2 separate regions of the Homo sapiens genome follow, and region 2 is linked to region 1. The links are chromatin loops, found by intact Hi-C in ENCODE. Cell type or tissue: heart left ventricle. All regions are shown on one strand.

Evidence for each region. Peaks named below come from ENCODE experiments on the same cell type or tissue, not always from the same donor. Only the 100,000 strongest peaks of a DNase experiment are listed, where the experiment ranks them.
Region 2: a loop joins it to region 1, with 2.7 times the contacts of the local background. A loop is called at or near these places in 6 of 110 quality-filtered maps.

The regions. Positions count from the first base shown.
Region 1 is chr6:39,358,360-39,366,359 of GRCh38, reverse strand. It overlaps KIF6 (kinesin family member 6), which reads left to right. Exons shown (of 23, transcript NM_145027.6): 17 at 3,842-3,926; 18 at 5,830-5,965. It overlaps LOC107986594 (a long non-coding RNA gene), which reads right to left. Exons shown (of 4, transcript XR_001744111.2): 3 at 446-626. Among named protein-coding and RNA genes, the nearest start is that of KCNK16, 40 kb to the right of the region's middle. In heart left ventricle, a CTCF peak has its summit at 4,177 (motif pointing left); DNase peaks (open chromatin) are centred at 4,169 and 4,616; H3K27me3 peaks cover 793 bases.
Region 2 is chr6:39,722,497-39,730,496 of GRCh38, reverse strand. KIF6 (kinesin family member 6) reads left to right here and starts at 5,089. Exons shown (of 23, transcript NM_145027.6): 1 at 5,089-5,252. The coding sequence starts at 5,187. RefSeq lists silencers at 4,849-5,048, 4,755-5,086, 5,299-5,368. In heart left ventricle, no CTCF peak of the experiment used is centred here; DNase peaks (open chromatin) are centred at 4,976 and 5,416; H3K4me3 peaks cover 1,278 bases; H3K27ac peaks cover 285 bases.

The DNA of each region.
Region 1 (8,000 bases):
AGTGACTAGACTTGGATCCAAAGCCTGGCGCTGCTATTTGGTAGCTTTGTGGCATCGCACAAGCCACCCAGTCACCCTAAGCCTTGGTCTTCCTGATTGTGAAGCAGAGGTGATCATGTCTGCCAGCTGAGGTGGTGAGAATGAAAGTGGTGTTGCGCAGGGAATGGGCTCAAGCGACTCCCCAGATGGCGTTGATGTTATCATTCTGTGCTTGTGTCAGCTGCATTCAGAATGTGCTCCTTGCCTAAGGCTCCCGAGCACCCCACACACTTCCAGGGCACCTGAGACTCTGTGACCTGCCAGGGAACCTGCAAGATGCCCAAGGAAAAGACAACCAGTCATGGGCTGAGGCAAGAGCCTGCCTCCTACAGAGGGGCTCTGCGTTCACATGGGGTGACCGCAGCCTTTAAATGGAAAAGCAGGCCGCCCTGGCCGTCCCCCCTACCTTCTGCTGTCTGTTCACCAAGGCCTGGAGACTGCCTCTTCTGGCCGGGTGAGATGGCCCTGTGTGAGTCCAGCAGCCCTTCCTCCGCCCGCCTCCAGCAGTCTCTCACGTACTGGGCTTGCAGCAGGACGTCTAGCCAGTCACCGCAGAGTGGGGCTTCACTGAATTTCTTGGGGGTGTCCTTGGGGTGGGGACAAAAGTGTTAAAAGGAGGAAGGAAATTCACAGTGTTACTTTTTTAGCAGGCTGGAAGATACCTGGGCCCATTTCTGAAACTTTTTAAAAAGGAATTGTTTGTCCATTGAAAGTCCTACCATTGTCGGTTTCATATTAAGATACTTCCTTCAGTTTATCATGTCTGATGACTTTCAAAGAAGGCAAGGCCAGCAAACATGCGAGGCACTGAGTCACCCTCATGGAGTGACTCATGGAGTCTGAACACAGCACTGGGGGAAGACACTAAGAGCAGGAGGACCCCAATCTCTGCCCTTGAGGGCTTCCTGTGCCTGAGACTTGGGGGGCTGTGGGTGATGTGGACAGGCGGGCTGCCTCATCTGAGCCAATAAATTGCACCAACACAGATGACAGTGTGGACTTCAGGTGGGATGTTGATGGTATCTGCATGTCCTGTGTTTAGATAATGAAATAAGACACTTGCTCTGCCTGTCGATTTAAAGTTGGCAATTGACATAAGGAAAAGGGGGGTCAATGGCACCTGGAAGATGACAGACAGAATCGTGATCCAGTTAGCATAGTTATCAGTAAGCTAATGACACAAAAGACACAGGTAACAAATGGGTAAGGGAGTCAAAGGGGAAGAATAATGGCGTGACAGAATAAGGACCTCTCAGCAGACTAGGCTGCCAATAAATGTGAAGTGTTGCCTTTGGGATCAAAAGGACAATCACACTGAAACAGGACGCATTTTAACAATCACTTATTTTTAAAAAATGCAAGTTTTAAAACTGACCACAAGCTTAATAGGGGCCAACCACGACAGAGCTGCTAAAAATCATAAGCAGTGTTGGGGAGGCTGTCTGGTAGAAACATTTAGCTCCTTGGAATCAGAAAAAAACAAATGGGTTCACATCCCAGCTCTGCTATTTAGTAGCTATGTAACCTTGAGTTATCCATGGCCCTCTCTGAGACCAAGAATCTAGCTGAAAGAAGATGGCAATGCCATCCTTGAAGGGTTATTTTGAGAATTAGCAATAGGGTACATGGAGGACCTAGCCCAGTGCCTAGTAGAATTTGGCAGAACTTAGAACATAGAAAGTCCCCAGTAAATGGTCATTGTTAGTAATTCACCTACTACAAAAATATAGAGCTTAAATTTTTAAAAGGTAAGAGGAGCCCTACTCTACTCTATACCTTTCAGACCCATGGAAGTATTATGTCAAGACCTAGCCTTCACACTTAAGATAAATGGGAAAGTAACCAGGTCACTGAGACTTCAGGTGAGGGATTGAGCAGGAGTCAGTCTAAGAAAAAAAAGGGGGCTGGGCGCGGTGGCTCACACCTGTAATCCCAACACTTTAGGAGGCCGAGGTGGGTGGATCATGAGGTCAAGAGATCGAGACCATCCTGGCCAACATGGTGAAACCCCATCTCTACTAAAAATACAAAAATTAGCTGGGCGTGGTGGTGTGCACCATACCACTACCACACCACCCTGGGATGGACTACATCCCAGCTACTCAGGAGGCTGAGGCAGGAGAATCGCTTGAACCTGGGAGGCAGAGGTTGCAGTCAGTGGAGATCGCGCTGCTGCACTCTAGCCTGGTGACAGTGCGAGACTCCATCTCAAAAAAAAAAAAAAGTTCCAGACACATGTGATATTTTGATGTTGTTGTTCAGATATTTAAGGGACCATCAGATTAAGAAGAAAGATATGCTACACTGCTCCAAAGAGCCAAAGTAGAGGTGAAAAGAAGTTAGCGGGAAATGTCTTGGCTCAAAAGTAGGAGGAAACAGAGCTGTCCGCCATGAAATGCACTACCCTGCAAAGTAGTGAGCTCCTCATCCCTGCAAGTATTTGAGCAGAAAGCAGATGACCCTCTGTCAGAAATGTTATACGAGGGATTTTTGAATCCAAGTTTCCTGAAGTTAGCCACATAACTTGGGCAGTTTACCCTCTTTGAACCTCAATATCCTTATCTGTAAAATGGGCATAATAACACTTACCACAAATAAATGCTATAAGGATTCAGTCTGAGCATGTCTGGAAGCACATGGACTGTAGCAGAGTCTTCCCTACATAGAGTAAAAAGCAGGGCTGTACGACTTCTAGGATGTTGTCTGTGGAGCTCAGAAAAGCAGGGCAACCACGAAGAGACTCCTAGAAGAATAAAAAGTCCCCACACTCTGGGCTAGGAGACAGCCAGCTTCAGATGAGCACACTAGCCAGAGCAGGCAACCAGGCACCAGTGGCAGTCATGTGGGGGAAGACAGAGGTCGGCATCAGCAGGGACGCAGACACACGCAGCAGCTGATCCCTGCTGACGTGCTCAGCCCTCCCCTGGGCCTCATGATGGTCCCATCGCCAAGGCTTGGGCTCATCCCTGGTTGTGAATTAACATGGCCTGCGTTCATCAGGCTTGAGAACCACTGCTGCAGAGGGAGTGAAAAACAGGAGACACGATTCTGAGGCTGGAAATTAAGCACCTCCACTTGTGCAGAGAAAGATGTCAGATGGTTTAGAGAGGTTTCCTTTTTTTGTGAAGGGCTTTTGTTTTTGTTTATCTGTTTGTTTTTGTTTGTTTGTTTGAGATGGAGTTTCTCTCTTGTTGCCCAAGCTGGAGTGCAATGGCATGATCTCGGCTCACTGCAACCTCCGCCTCCCATGTTCAAGCAATTCTCCTGCCTCAGCCTCCCGAGTAGCTGGGATTATAGGCGCCCGCCACCACGCCCAGCTAATTTTTGTATTTTTAGTAGAGACGGGGTTTGACCATGTTGGCCAGGCCAGTCTCGAACTCCTAACCTCAGGTGATCCTCCTGCCTCGGCTTCCCAAAGTGCTGGGATTACAAGCGTGAGCCACTGTGCCTGGCCCTGAAGGGCTCTTTATCAGAGGATGGGGAAATGCTATTTTGCGTCTTCCCTGGAAACTCAACAGGAAATGAATGAGCTCAATAGTAAAAGGATTAGTAGACACAGAGGAAGATTCCCTTCCAGTGACAGATGTTGGCAGTGGGAGGGACAGCAGAGGGACAATAACCCTGGAAGCTGCTCCTCTCAGGGCTTTCAGCTGAGCAGAGGTTGCCACCAAGAGGCCCCAGAAGGAACTCACAGAGGCTCCTTTCTTCTTGGGGTGCCCTTGAACTCTGTCATCTGCCCAAATATCACACTCTTCCTTTTACCCTTCTTTCTCACCATCCCATTGGCACCTTCCTTCTACAGGAATCTCGGAAAACATGGCCGTGCCTCTGATGCCAGACCAGCAGGAGGAGAAGCTGCGATCACAACTGGAGGAAGAAAAGAGAAGGTGCCCTTCCTTTTAGCCACACACAGTCCGAGCCCAGCCTCCCAGGGTCTCAGTGTCGTCCTGGAGCTTCCCAGGGCTGCAGCTACTCAGGGATGTGGGTCCAGCAGCTGGATCCTAGAACAGCAGGAGGAGGAGGGGCTGCCTTTGAGCAGGCAGGTGTGAAAGGCAGGACCCCAGGCAGTGTGAGGTTAGAATGCAGAACAAGCCAAGCCAGGCCCGGGAAGCAGCTGGGCTTGTCCACTGCTGCCACCTACGGGAGCCAAGAAATATGACCACGGTGGTTTTCCGCGTGCCTATGGCTGAAGTCCACTTCCCTCCGAGTCCTGAGAACGTCATACTCTCACGCAGCCGCAGGCATTTGGGGTCTCCAAACGACTTCACTTACAGAGTGAGGAGCCTCAAGCATAAACAGGCATGTAGCCATTCCTGATATACAGCATGGTCACCGAATCTTGCTCCACATGCTGATCAAGCTGCATCCACTCATTCATTGATGCATTTAGCACATGTGTGCTATCTCCTCCATGCCATGGGTAGGCTCTGGAGAGACTACAGTCATCTTCCCTGCCTCAAGGAGCTGGTGGTGTCACTGCAGCACACTCCCTGCCCCACCCCAACCCCCAGCTGACCTGGCATGCACCACCGCCCCTGCCCCCCGACGCACACCCAGGAGATCAAAGCCCCAGGCGCTGGTCTTCAGGTCGCTCCTGGCAGATGTGCAGGTGTCTTCCTACAGAAGTCTACCTGAGCACACACGCTGCTGTCGCTCTCCACTCCCTTGGGGCCCTCGCCAGTCGTCCACCTTCTCCCTCGCTCTGTTCATTTTCCTTAGTTTCTTTCCAACACCCCCCGCTTTTTTTTTTTTTTTTTTTTTTGAGATGGAGCCTCACTTTGTTTCCCAGGCTGCAGTGCAGTGGTGTGATCTTGGCTCACTGCAAACTCCATCTCCCGGGTTCAAGCAGTTCTCGTGCCTCAGCCTCTTGAGTAGCTGGGATTACAGCCACGCACCACAACACCCAGCTAATTGTGTATTTTTAGTAGAAACACGGTTTCACCATGTAGGCTCAGGTTGGTCTCAAACTCCTGACCTCAGGTGATCCACCCGCCTCAGCCTCCCAAAGTGCTGGGATTACAGGTGTGAACCACCACACCCAGCCTCCAACCCATTCTTCTTGTGTCTCTACTCCATCTTCATCTTGTCCCCTTGGCCCACATTTCCAATCTCAGTGTCACCTTAGAGGCCAACTTATCTCTTCGGCCTGGCTATTGGACTGTTTCCTATTGGACAATTTCTGATTCATTATAGCATTCTCAAAACCAATATATGTATGCGTTCATAAGCACAGTGTTACTTTTGGTCCTCAGCATGAAGGTGAGCCAGCGGAATGGTGAGGCAGTTAAGACTGTGGTTCTAGAACCAGACCACCTGGGTTCAAATCCTGGCTCCTCAGTTATCTCTGTCCCATAGAGCAAGTTATATAACCTCTTCATACCTGTCTCAGGTTCCGAATCTGTAAAATGGAGGTGATAATCATAGTATCTCCTTCATAGGGTTGTGAGGAGAATTAAATGAGTTTATATATGTTGAGTGCCTGCAGCAATGCTTATCCCTTAGTAAGTGCTCAGCAAATGGCAGTTCTCATTCTTGGGGGAGAGGCTATTCATCTCACACACAGATTCCCATGGGCCTACTGGACCAAAATGTCTCCGTCTGCTTCTCTGTGATGGACTCAAACCCTGGTGCCATAGCCTGGCCTCCGAAGCTCCTATAGGGTCCCAGTCCCTGAGCACCAGGGCAGCTCTGACGGGATTCTGAGGCACGGGCCCCATTCATTTACAGCCCTGCATCCATGCCGTGCTTTCAAGACAGCAGTGCCCTGACTCTTCCCCGATTCCACCGCAGGTATAAAACAATGTTCACTCGCCTGAAAGCCCTGAAGGTGGAGATCGAGCACTTGCAGCTGCTCATGGACAAAGCCAAGGTGAAGCTACAGAAAGAGTTTGAAGTCTGGTGGGCAGAGGAGGCCACCAACCTGCAGGTATGGCCTGGGGAACATCAGGGAAGCTGGGGAGGGGCCAGTCATGCAGCCCCACTGGGGCTGTCAAGAGACACAGTGGGGGCTTTGACCCACAGGCCCCCATGGTCTCAGCCCCTGCTCATGAAGCAGGTGCTCACTGTAGTAACAAGGATGACAAAAGGGCAGGGGTTCATTGTTTCCTTGCTGTCATGCCTAAAATTCTGCCTGATTAATGGAAAAATTAGGGATAAAAGATGCAGCTCCCAAAAATCAGTGGGTTTGCCACCAATGCTTTGTGTGATATTCTCCACTGATTTCCTACTGACATTTATTGTTTTTCTTATCATAGTCATATATATGTGAATATGAATTATAGAAATTTTACTAGGCAGAAAAACACAAAGAAGAAAGTAAAAATCACCATAATTCCTCTACTTAAATGTAATTGATATTAACATGTTTGATTATATTCTTTTACCTTGATTTCTATGCATATATATCCATATGTTTTTGTACAAATAGAATCAGGCTGGGCACGGTGGCTCATGCCTGTAATCCCAGCACTTCAGAAGGCTGATCACCTGAGCCCAGGAGTTCAAGACCAGCCTGGTTAACATGGCAAGACCCTGTCTCTACCAAAATGAACATAAAAATAATTAGCCAGGCTAATTATGTGGTAGTATGTGCCTATAGTCTCAGCTACCTGGGAGTCTGAGATGGGCAGAGTGCTTGAGCCTGGGAGGTCGAGGCTGCAGTGAGCAGTGATAGACCCACTGCACTCCAGCCTGGGTGACTGAGCAAGGCCCTGTCTCAAAATAATAATAATAATAATAATAAATCACATAGCTGTTCAAGTATCGCAAATGGCTTTTAAAAATTAATTGTATAGCATGGCTACTTTTTCATGTTATTATCCTACAGCGTTGTTTTAATGGCTGTTACTGTTCCATCATGTAAATATGTTTTAATCTCCTATCGCTGAATATTTAGGTTGTTTCTAGTTTTTTACTCAAAACATATTTGCAGATAATTTTTTGCATATTTCCTAGACAAATTCTTAGAAGTTTTCTGTTTGATGAAGGCTAAAATGACCTTTCCATAAGTGTTAGCACAAAATCCCAGTTTCAGTTTTCCTCATGTAACACCTCAGTTGTGGCACAGCGGAAGTGCTAAAATACGCACAATCAGATCCCTTTTCTGGCTGGCAGAATGCTTACTGATTATCTGACAGGCTGATCCCTTCATTTTAAGGACAAGAAAACTGAGAGCCAGAGAAGATGATTTGCCAAGGACATAGCCAAGCAATAACCAGTGTGATAGCAAGTGGCCACGCGGCAGGACAATGGAGAAGAATATTTGGATAAAATTAAATACACGAGATAACAAAGAAAACTAGTTAGAATGAAATACGGTTATCAAAATATTTTGAGTTATGGTATAGTAATACATGTACCACTTTTAAAACGCACTAATTAATAAGATCTAGGTGTAGGCCCAATATTTATCATAACTTCAAAGTCATGATGAAATGACACAATATTTCAAGATCTCTACACCAACTGTCAGGTGATATGAAAATATGCTTGATTTCCGTTGGTGACAAAGTCACAGGTATTGCTAATACTTTTGTGGTTTCTTGTCTGCATTTATCACTGAAAGAAATAATTTCAGGTAGCAGCTAGGGGAAATGCAGCTGTGATTGGCTCCCATCCACATTGGCAGAGCCCCTGGATTCTGTCTGTGGACTCCAGGTTAAGAGCCCTTCCTGGCAAGTTCATCAGTGAATGAGGCCTTCCCCAGCTGGTGCCCGAGGGAGTCCACCACTGACCGGTCGACAAGGGTCATACCAGCGAAACTCAGGAAGTGTCCAGGCAAAGCTGACACATTCAGACAGTGTATGACTTACAGAGACAGCGAAAGCCAGAGTAGGCAAGGGTGTCAGCTCCATGTGTCCCCTGCCCCACAGGATGTCACTGAAACAAAAGGGACCAGATGACAGCAAGGGGGATGGTGGGATACACTGGTACAGAGGGGCCAATTCCATGCTGCCCCTGAG
Region 2 (8,000 bases), 360 kb before region 1:
GCAGCAACAGCTAAAGAGGTATTTGAAAACTAGTGCGAGAGCGTAGTTTCATTTTTTTTTTAAACAAAACAAAACAAAACGAAACATACAAGCAAACAAATCCAACTAACTTACCGATAGACTAATTCATTTCAGGCACAGCTTAATTTCTTTCAGATTTGAGGCTTATAAACCCTGGCTAATTTGCCTGGTACAATTATCTGTTATTTTGGCAACTACAAAGTTCAAGCATCTTTTAAATAGTTGAAAAGCATCTTAATTCTCACATTTAAACAAGCAGATAAAATACAAATAATAACACTGAATATAAATCCAGGGGTGGGAAAGACACTGTGACTTGGAGATTTAATCTCAAAACCTATTTTGTACACATTACAGCCATCTGTTTGAGATTTAGGTAAACCTGTCAGAGGCAGTGGGCCTGGGAGTTACTGAGGTCAGTTATACCAGAAACAGAAAAAGGGGTTGAAGTATGGTCCTGCAAATGTGCTTTATTTAGGCAGTACTGTGCTGTAACCATTTTGAATGTGAATGGTTTTAGTTGGGGCACTAGTCTCCAGTTCACCATGACGCTCCCTATTGTCATATGCCTGTCTGCTTGATGAATTTACATCATTGGTCTGGCCCCAGGAGACATTTGAGTTTGCAATCTCCAATATGTCTTACATGCATATGTATGCCATTGTTTCTGCTCTTTAGAAGGTGTTTACAATCAAAGGAATTCAATCCACAGGTCAGAACCCTTTAGATATGAGCATTCTCTATTCACCGGAAACCACGTTAATGCCCACATTACATGTCCATGATAACCCCATGAGGTAGCTATTGTTATTATCTATCTTCATTTATTGGATGAGGCAACTGAGACTTAAAAGCATAAATTACTTGCCCAAGGTCACACAAGTAAAGATGAACACAGGATTTGGGAATGACAGATGCAGGATTGGAACCCACATTTTCTCTCCATCGAAACATTTAATTGTATGACCCAGAGCTCAAGACAGGAATTGTTAAAGATCCCACATCCTGGACCCACAGATTTCCCTTCTTCCTTTTGCAACACTTCTTCAAAGACCACAGGTATCTTTAAGCAGCCTAGACTTCATGATTAAAATGCTCCTTTGTGAATACCCTTGGCTCCCTGGCCTTGTCACCTTCCATTACACCCTCTTGGTAAGTGCAATTGCTCATCTGAGGAAAACACCCATTCTCTTCTCTCTTCCCCATACCGTCAACCTCCCCTTGTTTATTAGATATACCCCTTTGGATATGGACAAAGACCACTGGTACGCTGGGTTCCTCTAGCTCTCACCTGTGTGTTGCTTCTTCACAATCCTTCACAACTAGGCTTCTGTGAAAAGTAGCCTATCTTGACTGCCTCCACTTCCTAACTTCCCACTTATTCTTCAGCCTCTGGCAACCTGACTTCTGACACTGCTACTCCACTGAAATCTATATTACTAATGACTTTCTAGTTGCTGAATGAAATGGGTGTTTTTCAGTGCATTGTCTTTACTATTCAACACCGTTGAATACTTTCCTCTCAAAATGTTCTCTTCCCTTGGCTTCCATGGCATAACATTCCCTTTTCTCTCTCAGACCTCTCTGGCTGCTTCCTTCAACTTCTTTTGCAGCCCCTCTTCCACCTCCAACCATCAGTGTTAGGATTTCAACCTTGATGCTCGTGAGTGACTTGGTTACTTTCTGGAAAAAACTTTGTGATGACTCCCAAGCCTATATTTCCACCATAACTTACTCCTAAACCTTATCCAGTTACTTCTGAAGTCCCACAAGCAATTGAAATTTAACATGTCCCCAACTCCTTATTTCCTCCTTTTTCCCACTCCCATCTATTTTGCTTGTCCAGGTGAATACCTGCACCCAATCTTGAGTCATCTCTTCCTTGCTAGGTGAAAAAGCCCCAAAGTCTATATAATAAATACCTGGTTCTCTCTTCTTCTCAATTCCTGATATTGCAGCACCTGTTCATACTCAATCTTCTTCTTTTTTTTTTCTTTTCTTATTGTGGTACAGTTTATATACAGTATAATTCACTCTTTTAAGTGTATAGATAGTTCTATGAGTTTTAACAAATGCATATACTTATGTTACCACAACCACAATCTAAATATGCAACAGTTCCATCACCCCCCAAAAAACTCTCCCATGTTCATCTGCAGTCAACCCCTTTTCCTACCCTCAGCACCTGGAAACCACTGATCTGTTTTCTATCCTTACAGTTTTTTTTTTTCTCGAATGTCATATATATATACAGATATAAATATAATTATATATGACATATAATATATAACATATATAACATATTATATATGATATATATAATTAGATATATATTATATATAATTCAATTATATATGGAATTATAAAGTACGCAGTGAGTCTGGTATCTTTCACTCATCATAATAAATGTGAGACTTAACCATGTTGTTGTAGGCATCTGTAATTCATTCCTTTTTACGGCATAGATATATCAGTTTGTTTATCTATTTACCAGCTGAAGAACATTTACTTTGTTTCCAGTTTTTGGCAATTGTGAATAAAGCCACTATACACATTCATGTTTAGGTTTCTATGTGAACATAGTTTTCATTTCATTTGGGTTAATAACTAAGAGTGGGATTGTTGTGTCATATGGTAAGTATGTGTATAACTTTATAAGAAATTACAAAACTATTTTACAAAGTGGCTGGTCCATCTTGTTTTCTCATCAGTGATGTTTGAGAGTTCTAGATGCTCTGCATCCATGTCGGCACTTAGTTTTGTCAGTTTTATTTTCTTATTTTTCGCCATTCTAAGAGATGTGTAGTGGTATCTCATTGTGGTTTTAATTTCATTTCATTAATGATTAATGATATTGAGCATATTTTTCATGTGCTTATTTGCCATCCATAGATCCTCTTTGGTGAAGCGTTTGTTCAAATCTTTGCACCCTCCCTTCACCTTAAACAAATGAATTGTTTGTTTTTCTATTATTAGGTTTTAACAGTTTGTATATATTCTGGATGCAAGTCCTTTATCAAGATACGTGTTTTGCAAAAGTTTTCTCCCAATCTGTAGTTAGTCTTTTTGTTTTCTTAAGTGTCTTTCAGCTGGGTGCAGTGGTTCATGGCTGTAATCCCTGCACTTTGGGAGGCTGAGGTGGGTGGATTGCTTGACCTCAGGAGTTCAAGACCAGCCTGGGCAAGATGATGAAATCCTGTCTCTGCAAAAAATACAAAAATTAGCTGAGTGTGATGGCACATGTCTATAAGCCCAGCTACTTGTGGGGCTGAGGCAGGAGAATCGCTTGAGCCCAGGAGGTTGAGGCTGCAGTGAGCCGTGTTCATGCCACTGCACTCCAGCCTGGGGTACAGAGCAAGACCTTGTCTCAAAAAAGAAAGAAAGAAAAAAGGGTGTCTTTAATAAACTTTTTGTTTTGTAAAAAATAATACAGAGAGAACTCGTATACCCATCTCCCAGTTTTCCCCAGTGGTAATGTTTTGCATAACTATAGTACAATATAAAAATCAGGGAATTGACATTGATACAATCCATCAATCTTATTCAATTTTATGTGACTTTTGCCAGTTTTACATGTGCTTATTTGAACATGTGTGTAATTTGTTCTATGCAATGCTATCACATGTGTAGATTTCTGTGATCACCATCACAGTCAAGATACAGAACAGCCCATCACAAGGATTTCTTTTATAACCATACCCTGCACACCTCCCTGGCAATAGTAATAGAACCATACGGTAGTTAGCTTTCGAGTCTGGCTTCTTTCATGAAACATAATTCCCCGAAAATTCAACCAATTTGTTACGTGTATCAACACTTCCTTCCTTCTTAATTGCTGAATGGTATTCCAGTTATTTTAAACTATCAGCTGAAGAACATCTGGGTTTTTTTTCCAGTTTGGGGCTATTACAAATAAAGGTGCTAAAACTATAAACACACATGCGCAGGTTTTTGTGTGAACACACGTTTTCATTCATCTGAGATAAATGCCCAAGAGTGCAATTGCTGTGTCTTAGAGTAGTTGCACCTTTAGTTTTGTAAGAAACTGTCAAACTATTTTCCAGAGTGGCTGTACCTTTATACAGTGTATGTTTTACATTATACATTCCTACCAGTAAAGTGCAACTGATTCAGTTTCTCCACATCTTTGCTAGCATCTGGTGTTGCCACTTTTTTTTTTTTTTTTTTTTTTTAAGCCATTCTGATAGATGAATAGTGATGCCTCATTGTGGTTTTAACTTATATTTCCCACGTGGATAATAATGTTGACTATCTTTTCATGTGCTAACAGTGTTTGAAGAGCTCATCCTTTCTTGCCGTGACCATTGTGTGGGAAACAGTCCCCTTCATCCAGTTTTATCCTTTTCCAAAACAGAGCTAGCCCCACTTCTAATTCCATCATGGCATAGTTTGTATTCCTTGGTTTTGATTTCCTGTTGAAAATCTGTCTCCTTGTCACTTGAGAGACCTTGTGAAGGAAAAAAAAAATCTGTCTCCTTCTTCAGACTGTGATCTCCAAGTGGGCTGGAGCAGTTCTGCAATCTTGGCTCACTACAGCTTCGACCTCCCGGGCTCAAGCGATCCTCCTGCCTCAACCTCCCGAGTAGCTGGGATACAGGCGCGCCACCACGCTTGGCTAACTTTTGTATTTTTTGTAGAGACGGAGTCTCACTATGCTGCCCAGGCTGGTCTCAAATTCCTGGGCTCTAAGCGATCCTACCACCTCGGCTTCCCAAAAACTGCTGGGATTACAAGCATGAGCCACCACGCCCGGCCCAGTGCTGTATTTTTTTTTAAAGGCAAGGGCATGGAGAATAAAATGGGTGAATGAGCGGGGCGGGGCAAGGCATGGTGGTTGTTCCCCTTTAACCACACGGTCCAGGCCGGGTCCGGCGCTAAACCCAGAGCCCAGACACTCGCTCATGCGCATGCGCAGCGCTCTCCTCTCCACCCCCGCCCTCCCCTCCCTAGCCCCGCCCCGTAGTGGCCTCCTTCCGGTCGCGACCAATTAGAGGGAGGAGGCGGGATCCTGGCTGCCAAGGTGCTCACTGGGTAGTGTCCCTAGCTACTGTTGCTAAGACTGTGGGTCGCCGGAGGTGGTGGGAGTTAGTTTTGGCAGCCCGGGCCTGAGAGAGGTCAAGGGTCATTGCAGAGCCAGGGAGGAGATGGTGAAGCAGACTATCCAGATATTCGCGAGGGTGAAGCCCCCTGTCCGGAAGCACCAACAAGGGGTACGGGCTGGAGCCTCCGGGGCGCCGGCGCGGCGGGGCCTCTTGGGCTGGGGTCGGGCGGCGGCACGCGAAGGGGCTGGGCGGAGGTGAGGGGCTTGCTGGTGGGCGCCGAGGCCGCCCGGAATCCCGCACACACTGACCGAGGAGCCCTGCAGCCGCGAAGACCCCCGCGCACTGCTGTCAGCTACGCGACCGACAGCCAGGCCACTCCTACCTGGCACAGCGCAGACCCGGCAGAGAGCCATTTTTTTTGCACCCAGGCACACGTGTTCACGCGGGGGCAGACTAGTGCATGTTCAGTATGCCTGTATAGTGTGCGCTTCAACTACACATAAGCACTTATTGCACCTTTCTGGGAAACTCACGCAGCACCGCACATGCAGATACACTCAAAGGTACATTTTGGCACTCGGGCAAAACGTGCAAGCAAGAGATGCGTGTTTATGTACCTCTGAAATAATACAAATATAGATAGACACAAATGCACAAAGCATACACATATGTAGTACTTTGCACCCAGTGGGGCCTCAGTAATTAGTTGACTGTTGTTATTCTCCAACATAAACGTGAACCTTTACATATACTCCTTGTATTAATAGATATAGGTAGATGCTTAAGCATCCTGACCCAAAGAATACGCATGTGTACTTCATTCAGAAACAATTAACTAAATATTTACCAGGTGCTTCCTCTAGTGTGCTAAATTCAGAAAGGTATAAAGAAGGTTAAGACATTGCCCTGACTCTGAGCAATGATACTTTGTATGCACCTTTTTTTTTTTTTTTTTTTTTTGAGACGGAGTCTCGCTCTGCCACCCAGACTGAAGTGCAGTGGCGCGATCTCGGCTCACTGCAAGCTCTGCCTCTTGGATTCACGCCATTCTCCTGCCTCAACCTCTCAAGTAGCTGGGACTACAGGTGCCCGCCACCACGCCCGGTTAATTTTTTGTGGTTTTAGAAGAGACCGGGTTTCACCCTGTTAGCTAGGATGGTCTCGATCTCCTCCTGATCTTGTGATCCGCCCGCCTCGGCCTCCCAAAGTGCTGGGATTACAGGCGTGAGCCACCGCGCCCAGCACTTTTTATGCTTCTTAAATATTTCAAAACATCCTCTCTTCTGCCTAGAAGGGAGCATAGTCATTCTTATGTATCTTGAGAAATGGCCACCTGACAGGTGCTTTATCTGCATTATCTCTCATTCTCACAAGAACCCTGCAAGGTTGGTGTCATTTTCCGCATTTTACAGATTAGGAAACTGAGTCTCAGGTTAAATAATGTGACCAAGGCACCCAGCTGGGGAGTGGCATAGCTGTAATTTTTTTTTTCAATTTTAGAACATTTATTTTATTCGTTATTATACTTTAAGTCCTGGGGTGCATGTGCAGAACGTACAGGTTTCTCACGTAGGTATACACGTGCCGTGGTGGTTTGCTGCACCCACCAATCTGTCATCTACATTAGGTATTTCTCCTAATGCTATCCCTCCCGTAGCCTCCCACCCCACGACAGGCCCCAGGGTGTGATGTTCCCCTCCCTGTGTGCATGCGTTCTCATTGTTCAGCTCCCACTTATGAGTGAGAACATGTGGTGTTTGGCTTTCTGTTCTTGTTTTAGTTTGCTGAGAATGATGGTTTCCAGCTTCATCCATGTCCCTGCAAACGACATGAACTCATCCTTTTTTATGGCTGCATAGTATTCCATGGTGTATATATATGTACCACATTTTCTTTAACCAGTCTATCACTGATGGGCATTTAGATTGGTTCTATGTCTTTGCTATTGTGAACAGCAGAGCTGTAATTTTAATTAAGGATTTTTGATTTCAAAGCTATCCCCTTTTCGGAAACCTTTTTTGCCTCTCAAAGTGACAATTTAGGCAAGGGCAATTTGGATCATATTTGTGAGTATATGGAGTGGGCATATTAATAATGTTGTATTCCTGTTCCATATATATACTGGGTATATGTCTATGTGGAATATCATAGCATCTCATGATTAAGCATTTGCCTCGTATAATTTATGTATTTAAAACAGGAATAAAGTGGTGTAGAAAGAACCATGGGTATCTTCCCATTTTCTCTCCTCTAATAATCACTTACATGCATTTCTTTTTAGAGTGCATCATATGTAAAAAGTGTATTGTATGTAACATTTCCCCCCAGATTCTTAGCTTAAACTGTTGAGCTTATCTACATGGGCTCAGCAGTCAGAGCAGAGGCTGGGATAAGGTCAAGAGACAGGATGGGTAGGGGTGGGGCTCAGGGAAGTGGATGGAGAGTCTTGGATTTAATACTGAACTTTCTTTTCTCTTAAAATGCAGTGTTTGGATATTTTAATGTACCTCATTTTGTATGTCTTTGGTGAGTCTGTAGAGTGGATTGTTTGATCCTCCAGGAAGTAGTTTTAGGTGTCATATTTTTAGGTGTCACACACACATACACACAAAGAGAATGGGAATGAATAAATATTGAATTAGTATATCCCTGTTCGCCCTTAAAAACTCCACAGTTTAATGCCATATCTTCTTGTCCGCAAAAGATTGTAGAGTTCTTTCTCTGACTAGAAATGCTTTTTGTAGTATTAAATTGAGAGTGACTCAAAGGAATTTTTTTCTTTCTCTTCATTTTATAGCTTCATTACTGCATTACTTTTATTCTTTAAGGCATCATAAAGTAAATTGTAATAACAGATTAATAAAAAGGATATATAAAATGAATCTTTGATAGTTTTAACAGTGGTAATGCTTTCCA